Linked DNA regions of Homo sapiens: regions 2 and 3 are each linked to region 1. Evidence: chromatin contacts called from ENCODE Hi-C or POLR2A ChIA-PET data. All regions are on one chromosome and are shown on one strand. The core of a region is the stretch at or near the end of the contact, and the rest is flanking DNA. Distances in the headings are between cores, read along the strand shown. Region 1 holds the start of KCNC3 (potassium voltage-gated channel subfamily C member 3). Region 2 holds the start of RPL28 (ribosomal protein L28). Region 3 holds the start of UBE2S (ubiquitin conjugating enzyme E2 S).

Region 1 (2,700 bases), core at 88-2,587:
GCCTCAGTCTTGACGGTGCTTCCTGGCGCTTTGGCCTCTCCCCTCTCCCGTCCTCTCTGCCTCCTTGCGTGCCCCCTCCTCACCAGTCCTCATCTACCCTCGGTCCTCCAATCTGCAGTCCGCCGCGGTGTAGCGTTCGTTAGAAGTTCTCGCCTCGCCCTTTGAGACCCTGTGACCTTTAGGCAGTGCCCTCTCCCAGGTCTTCTGATCCCGAAGACTCCCCGTTCCAGGTCCCTCCCCTCCATCCAGCCCAGTAGCTTTGTACTCTTTGTAGTCTCATTGTTCCCCTGGGATCCACCTCTCCCGTTCCTCTACCCTCCCTTAGCCCTGCCCTGCCCTCGCCTACCCTGGTTGCTTTCAAGACCCTCAAGCCCCGCTCCTTCCTTAGTCTCTCTTTCCTACCGCCCATTCAAGACGTTTTCTTTTTCTTTTATTTATTTATTTTTTGACACAGAGTCTCGCTCTGTCGCCCAGGCTGGAGTGGAGTGGTGCGATCTCGACTCATTGCAACCTCTACTTCCCAGGTTCAAGCGATTCTCCTGCCTCAACCTCCCGACTAGCTGGGACTACAGGCACCCACAACCACGCCCGACTAATTTTTGTATTTTTAGTAGAGGCGGGGCTTCACCATTTTGGCCGGGCTGGTCTCGAACTCCTGACCTCAAATGATCCACCCACCTCAGCCTCGCAAAGTGCTGGCGTTACAGGCGTGAGCCACTGCGCCCTGCCTCAAGACGTTTTCTATTTGTCGACCCCACTCACCTTCCTCAGTACCACTCATCCATCCGGACACTCATTCTCCGGGCCCAGCCCCGACTAACCAGGCCCGCCTTGGAGCCTCAGCCCCGCTCCCTCCCTTAGGCCTATCCAGACCCTCTCGGGTTTCCAGGACTCTCTCAAGTTTCAACACCTTCTCACCGAGTCTAAGTCTTTGTTCTTCCCGTGTCCTCTTTCAGTCCAGCCTGTCCCCCTTGCGCGGGAAAGTCCTCCATCTCTAGTTCCCGCCCCATGCAGTCTCATCTGGACCGTTTCTACTTTCTGCGGCCCTGTCTCTTCCAAGCAATGCTCCTCCCCACCAGGTCCTGCCTAGCGGTGTTTTAGGTGAGGGCGTGCGATCTGTTTTGTTTCTCTCCGCCCCTTTCTCAGCCCAATCAGGACGGCCTCTCTCATGGTGGCCCCGCCCCTCCAGGCCAGTCGGGCGTCTTTAAATAGCTTGGATGTGTCCCCTCCTCCCTCTACCCCGCCCGCACTTTTTTCAGTTCAGTAAGGTCTCTCTCTATCGTATCTAGCCCCGCCTTCCCCTGGCTACCAGTGCTGCCGAACACAATTAGTAGTAACCGGTCCCGCCTCCCTTGACGCCCCGCCCCGCCCCTCCTCCCTGCTCTCTTAGAAAGAGCCAATCGCTCCGTCTCATTGGCGGCCCCGACTCGTCCAGCTGGGTCGCGTTAGAGTGCCCGCCCCACTCCTCCCAGCCACAGCCCCGCCCCACCTCCCCCAGGCCAATCAGTTTGGTTCCTCTCCCCTAAGCCACGCCCCCGCTACCTCGCTCCTCCTCCCACCCAATCCCGTCGGTCTCTCCCCCCGTGTCCCCGCCCCTGCGTCCCCGCCCCTCCCGCCCCGCCCCCCGTCCAATGCTGAGCTCAGTCTGCGTCTCGTCCTTCCGCGGGCGCCAGGGGGCCAGCAAGCAGCAGCCGGCGCCACCGCCGCAGCCGCCCGAGTCCCCGCCGCCGCCACCGCTGCCGCCGCAGCAGCAGCAGCCTGCGCAGCCCGGCCCCGCCGCGTCCCCGGCGGGCCCCCCGGCACCCCGCGGGCCCGGGGACCGGCGCGCCGAGCCATGCCCCGGGCTGCCGGCGGCGGCCATGGGGCGGCACGGCGGCGGCGGTGGCGACAGCGGCAAGATCGTGATCAACGTGGGCGGCGTGCGCCATGAGACGTACCGCTCGACGCTGCGCACCCTGCCGGGGACGCGGCTGGCCGGCCTGACGGAGCCCGAGGCGGCGGCACGCTTCGACTACGACCCGGGCGCCGACGAGTTCTTCTTTGACCGGCACCCGGGAGTCTTCGCGTACGTGCTCAACTACTACCGCACCGGCAAGCTGCACTGCCCAGCCGACGTGTGCGGGCCCCTGTTTGAGGAGGAGCTCGGCTTCTGGGGCATCGACGAGACCGACGTGGAGGCCTGCTGCTGGATGACCTACCGGCAGCATCGCGACGCTGAGGAGGCGCTCGACTCCTTCGAGGCGCCCGACCCCGCGGGCGCCGCCAACGCCGCCAACGCCGCAGGCGCCCACGACGGAGGCCTGGACGACGAGGCGGGCGCGGGCGGCGGCGGCCTGGACGGAGCGGGCGGCGAGCTCAAGCGCCTCTGCTTCCAGGACGCGGGCGGCGGCGCCGGGGGGCCGCCAGGGGGCGCGGGCGGCGCGGGCGGCACATGGTGGCGCCGCTGGCAGCCCCGCGTGTGGGCGCTCTTCGAGGACCCCTACTCGTCGCGGGCTGCCAGGGTGAGCGCGCTCTCGGGGCCCCCATCCACCCCACCCCCGCCTCTCCAGGCGCCCCCAGTCTCCCAGGAGCGCCCCAGCTCCAACCCTCCGGGTCCCTCTAGGCTTCTCAGTCTCCTAGAAGCCTCTTCCCCAATCCTGAGTCTCCTGGGCTCCTCCGAACACACCCCCCTCTCGCAGCCATCCCCCAGATCCTCCAAAG
Region 2 (2,700 bases), core at 160-2,659, 5.1 Mb before region 1:
TAAAAGGACCCTTGGCTCTGAGGCAGTTCCAATCAAGGACCTGAGAAAAACTCACTCTAAAAAGAAAATACAGCCCTGTCAAGAACACATGTGAAGCTGGACTCCTCCATTAGAGACCCCCGACTCACACGAACATTCAGGGAATCCCCAAAAAGGCCTGCACCTGACAGCACAATGTATGGAGTGGGGTCCCCAAGACCTCTTCTCTAACCTACACAGGCAAAATGGGAATCAAATGGCTGCAACCAACCCAGCCTGTCCCCTCCTAAGTGTGGTAGCGAGGGCCCCTCCCCTGTTGTGCCTCAATCTTCCCACCTGTGGGATGAAACCATCCATCCCCACCCTGACTTGCTTTGAGAATTTCATCTGAAAACATCAACCCCGTGCCTTAACTCTCAACAACCACCGAGGAAGTTCAGGTCCTTTTTCATTTCTCCACTTTACAGGTGAGGACACGGGCTCAGACGCGCGCGGCTCACAGAGCTGACAAGTCGGCCGAGAGGGAAGCCGGTACCCAGACCAACACCCTGGCGCCAGGGATGCCCGCCGCGATGGCAGTTACCGCTCTTCCTGCCTGACAGTAAAAAATCACAGCTCCCAGACCCGGGAAAGGGGCCGCTCTCTGGCCCAAACCAGACAAAACTCACCGGATCTCCGCTTAATGACCACCACGACACCTTTGCCGTCGGCTGCCGGCTCCACGCCCACAGTCTTGCGGTGAATCAGTCCGTTGTAGCGGAAGGAATTGCGGGCCTTCAAGTTATTGGGCTCCTGGGAAGGAGGCGGCACAAGGCATCGTGAATAAGGGACCCGGAGACATGCGAAGGTCCCGCCCTCTGACCCAGAGTCAAGAGACTCAGGACCCTCCTCCCGCAGGAGCCACGCATCCGGGCCCCACTTACAGTGCTGTAGGTCTGCTTATTCCTCTTGATCAGGAAACTGGAGCAGTTCCGCACGACCATCCATTGCAGATGCGCAGACATGGCGGCGGCTGCGGGGAAACGGGCACAGGGAAAGCGTCAGACACAGAGAACTAAAGCAGCGTTAGGCCACGGGCCACGCTCGGACAGCAGAGGAAGAGAGCGACTGGGAACTTGGGTGAATGGGAGACCCCTGAGGGCAGACAGCGACCTAGAACTCTTGTCAGGCGGGACTGAGTGACCTAAGGCGGCGGGACCGAATTCAGGCAGCCGAGACTAGCTGCGGCGAATGAGAGTGAGGGGAAAATAACTTGAAAATTCACAACGACTTCACGGGGAGGGGTTGGGGTCCGCCAATGACCCTTGAGGCGCAAGGGGAGAAGGCAGGCAGAGGACTGAGAGGGAGTGCGCGGCGGGCCGGAGATGGCGACCACGCGAGGAAGACGAACGCTCACCTCCCTTCGCAGCGGCGACCTGAGACGGAAAGAGGAAGGCGAGGGGCGAGGCGACGCCTTTAATACCGTACACGCATTTCCGCTTCCTCTCCGGGCGGGCACGACAGGAGTTGTCGGTCCCCACCTCCGAGGCGGCTCGATGATGTTCGGCTGCTTCCGCCGAAAATTCGCTCAACGCTCGGGAATATTCGGAACTCTTCGGTTAGAGGGCCGAGAGCGTATTCCGGGAACCGTTCGGAAGTTTTCGAAACTCTACCGCTGGATTTCCGAGTGGCTCCAATTCGAGAGGTCCTGGGACCCATACCTCAGCGTTATCTCTCCAGTATTGCTCACCCAGCACTTGTCACTGTGATTGGCATATGATGGGCGCTCAACAAACATTTGTTTTATGAATGAACTGGTGAATGCGTGAACTATATAAGCCTAGCCCCGGCACCTTTGGATATTTCCGGTCTTCGTAAGCCCTCGCGGTGATGGCCAATGAGGGCGCCGAGGCCCGCTCGGGTATTTTCGGAACCCTCCGGAAACGCTCTTGGGAGAGGTGTGTATGTTCGGAAATACTCCGTCTTCATTCGGAATCCCTCGGCTAATCCTGGCAGCCCTCTTGCAGTTCGCCCTCCCCAGGGTTTTCTTGAAATAAAACTCTTAAACTGTTTAAGCCTGGGGAGAACCTACACGGAAACTTCTCGCTGACTGCCACCCCAGGGGAGCGCGGATGCCCTCTAAGGGAGAATTGTTTGGAGGGAGGGAGATTTGCATGTGGCTTCTCTTGGCTCCCTTTAGGATTCTATAGATTTGCCGGTCCTCTTCCCTGCCCTCCACCTGTGCCTCCAGCCTATGGTGTGCCTGTCACACCCCATCAGCTCCCTGGGAGGTTATGATCCGTTGTCAGGGCCACCCTAAGGGGGCAGGAGCCTTGCCTGATATTTCTCTGTGTCCTCGGCCTCACCCACGCGGCATGGTGCTGGGGAGGCCTCAGAGACTCCTACTGAACAAAAGGAATGAGGGTGCCTGTGTCACCTCCCCAGGGCTCCTTAACTTGCGGTTACACCCGGGCACTCCTTGGGGCAGGGGCTTCGTCTGGTCCATAGGACTATCCTCCATAGGACAGTCGGGGTTCGCCCAGCTTCCTCCACGGGTGCGCTCTGGACCTGATGGGTCTCGTCCGTCCTTGTGCCCGTGGCTTCATTCGCTGAACACAGGAGACCCCAGAAGACACGCGCTGAGTGAAGGAAACTCAGCTTCCGCGGAACCCGGAGCTTCCCCTCTTAGATCACCCCGACTACTGGTTCTCGCGTCCCAGAGCTCCTTGGTGTCTAAAGGCC
Region 3 (2,700 bases), core at 134-2,633, 5.1 Mb before region 1:
CCTGGCCTTGGCCATGTAGATTTCTTTCACACCTTCCTTATTCCTTCTTCAGAAGCTGAGGCCCCATGAGGGGAAGCTGGTAGCCAGGGGTCTTTTCAGGTACCTGTGGCCAAATTAGGCCCAGATGTTAATGCTCTCATCCATGGCTGAAAAAGGCCAAGAAACTAAGAAGAGCTGTGGACGCACAGACTGGCAGAGACACCGAGAGGGCACTGCGACCGCACTGCACAGATGAGCAAAGGAAGGCCAACTTCAGCATTCCCTCCTCCTCTCTAAGCCCCTCCAAAAGGCCTGCTCAGGGAGCTCTGGCCACCGTTCTCAAGCAATTGCCTGACGTTTTTACTGACACTGAGGGCTGGAGATGGTCCCTTTTCCAGGCAGCTATGTGTCCATTTCCTAGAGAGGGAAACTGAGTCCCAGAGAAGGCGGGTGTGGCTGGAGGCCATGGGTCAGTCATAGGCATAACCATGCCGTGAATAACCGTCTTGGCACTCTCTGACTTCTTTCCCTGGCAATACAACGGATCCCAGTGCCCATTTGTCACATAAGGAAACTGAGGCTGGCGTCTTCGATGAAGCCTGGCAGGAGTGGGGGTCACACACGGAGTGCAAGGCTGTCCAAGCCTTCAAGGTCATTCTGACTGATCTTTGAGCCTTAGCAATACAGGACGTGGGTCCAAGAGCATTTCCAGCACAAAATGGCGCCTCATAGAAAAATGTAGTCGGAGTTCCAGCGCCCACCTCCACCACGGCTCAAAGGAGGGGGCGCGGGCGGCAGCGCACACTTCATTTGCATATACAAAAATCAACGGATTTCGTTGGCTGGCAGCGGTTTGATCTGCACGAAACTGGGTCGCCCTCTGACCGGTCTCTATCAGTCATTGGCCCATGCGAGTCTCGTGACCCACCAGTCACTAAAGCGCATCCCTATTGGCCCGAGCGCCTTCCATCACGCGTTTAAAACCCCGAGTCCCGCCTCCCCTCGCCACGCTCCGGCCCCCAGGAAGACCGTTAGTCGCGTGCGCGACTTCCTCAGCGTCAGGGCGCGCCCGCGCGTATGCCGGGCCGTGGCGGCGTCTCATTCAAACGGTCCAATCAGCGGCCGCGTCGCCTTCCCCGTCCCCCTTCCTCTCTTCTTCCCCTTTTCAGCCCCTCCGTTCTTTGAGAACCCTCCCGACCCCCGCGGGCCCCCATTGGCCGGCCCGCTACCCAGCCCTCTCCGCCACTTCCCTCGCTTCTGACCATAGTTTGCGGGGAAGGGAGCGAGCGCGTCGAAAACCAAGGAACGTGCGCGCTGACGTCACGGTTGAGGCTCGGAGCTGAGGGGCCGCGGAGGGCGTGGCCTGCGGGCGGTTATAAAGAGGCAGTGGTGCGCGCGCGGCCGGCTCAGTGCTGCCGGGCACCGGGGCGGCGGGTTGGTCTACGCTGTGCGCGGCGGACGTCGGAGGCAGCGGGGAGCGGAGCGGGGCCGCCGGGGCCTCTCCAGGGCCGCAGCGGCAGCAGTTGGGCCCCCCGCCCCGGCCGGCGGACCGAAGAACGCAGGAAGGGGGCCGGGGGGACCCGCCCCCGGCCGGCCGCAGCCATGGTGAGCACGGGCGATGAGGCCCATGAAGGTGGTCGGGGGTGTCCCTGAGGGAGGAGGTGGAGTCTCAGGGGCCTCCGACGGGCGGCCTTGAGGGGTTTGAGGGCCAGCCTGGGGGTCCCTGACCCGGGATGGGCCCGAGGGCCTTCCCGCAGGCGGAGCAGGAGCTCGGGCGGCCCGCAGTCTCCCTGGCGGCGAGGGCTCCGGGCGCTTTGCGGCCCGCCCATGGGTGTTACCAGGAGCAAGGACGCCCCGCCGCCATCTCCAGACCTGAGCCGGGGTTTCAAGGATGCTCTAACCAAAAATTAGTGGAGAAGGGGGAGAGAGTAGATCTCTGGCCTACGTGGAACCACTGGGGACCAAGCAGGGTTAGGAGCGGGCTTTGGGGGGGGGGTTCTGGGGTGGGTGGAGTTATCTGCAAGCCCCCCCGTGAACCCGCCCCCATTTCTGTTGGAAACTCTGCCTGGGCTGATGGCCTGAAGCATCCTGGGTGAGGGTCTGGGAGTTCAAGGGTGATTGACAGCCTGGGGCCACTGAGTCAAGACTTGGGCAGTCTCAGCATCTTTAGGCCCTGCGGGAAGCCCAGCTCTTAACACTCGCTCACCCTGCTCTCCCATCCGTGCCCAGAACTCCAACGTGGAGAACCTACCCCCGCACATCATCCGCCTGGTGTACAAGGAGGTGACGACACTGACCGCAGACCCACCCGATGGCATCAAGGTCTTTCCCAACGAGGAGGACCTCACCGACCTCCAGGTCACCATCGAGGGCCCTGGTGAGTTTGGAAGGAAAAAGAGAAGGGGCTGCTGCTTAGATCCTCCATCACCCTGCTCTAGATCACCCTAGCGGGAAGTACCCATTACAGGCTGGCCTCGTGTCAGGTGTTGGGATGCATTGGTGGACAGGGCAGGACGCCACAAATGACAATTATGTACTCTTTTCCCACAAGGGTTGAGAAATATCTGGTCATTGAGTTAGTATATCATGGGACGGTACTCTAGATTTGAAGCAAGGCTTTCAGACATGGCTTCCCTGGACCTGAGGGTGGGTAGGAATTAAGTAGGAATGGGAAGAGAGCTCCAGGTGGTGGGAATGGTGTCAGCAAGGGCCTGGGAGGGT

Evidence for each region. A loop is a pair of places that touch in the nucleus more often than their neighbours do. ChIA-PET counts read pairs that join two places held with the same protein, here RNA polymerase II (POLR2A). Pooled maps may share reads with other maps.
Region 2: a loop to region 1 is called in a pooled map, with 12 times the contacts of the local background. The contact joins the promoter of RPL28 here to the promoter of KCNC3 in region 1. A Hi-C loop is called at or near these places in 2 of 50 pooled maps. POLR2A ChIA-PET finds 5 or more read pairs at or near these places in 2 of 52 experiments (A673 and WTC11).
Region 3: a loop to region 1 is called in a pooled map, with 4 times the contacts of the local background. The contact joins the promoter of UBE2S here to the promoter of KCNC3 in region 1. A Hi-C loop is called at or near these places in 1 of 50 pooled maps. POLR2A ChIA-PET finds 5 or more read pairs at or near these places in 2 of 52 experiments (HCT116 and WTC11).

What each region holds. Positions count from the first base shown.
Region 1 is chr19:50,328,014-50,330,713 of GRCh38, reverse strand. KCNC3 (potassium voltage-gated channel subfamily C member 3) reads left to right here and starts at 1,337. Exons shown (of 5, transcript NM_004977.3): 1 at 1,337-2,501. The coding sequence starts at 1,632. LOC105372437 (a long non-coding RNA gene) reads right to left here and starts at 1,094. Exons shown (of 4, transcript XR_007067299.1): 1 at 919-1,094. RefSeq lists silencers at 1-16, 30-209, 1,087-1,146, 1,227-1,776, 2,385-2,474 and an enhancer at 1,328-1,622.
Region 2 is chr19:55,384,641-55,387,340 of GRCh38, reverse strand. RPL28 (ribosomal protein L28) reads right to left here and starts at 1,409. Exons shown (of 5, transcript NM_000991.5): 1 at 1,376-1,409; 2 at 903-991; 3 at 648-771. The coding sequence starts at 983. RefSeq lists enhancers at 2,364-2,433, 2,464-2,533, 2,487-2,700.
Region 3 is chr19:55,406,471-55,409,170 of GRCh38, reverse strand. UBE2S (ubiquitin conjugating enzyme E2 S) reads left to right here and starts at 1,383. Exons shown (of 4, transcript NM_014501.3): 1 at 1,383-1,584; 2 at 2,209-2,356. The coding sequence starts at 1,582. It overlaps LOC105372462 (a long non-coding RNA gene), which reads right to left and starts at 1,026. Exons shown (of 3, transcript XR_936075.3): 1 at 1-1,026. RefSeq lists enhancers at 625-734, 756-1,050, 1,407-1,920 and silencers at 1,155-1,204, 1,215-1,274, 1,285-1,754.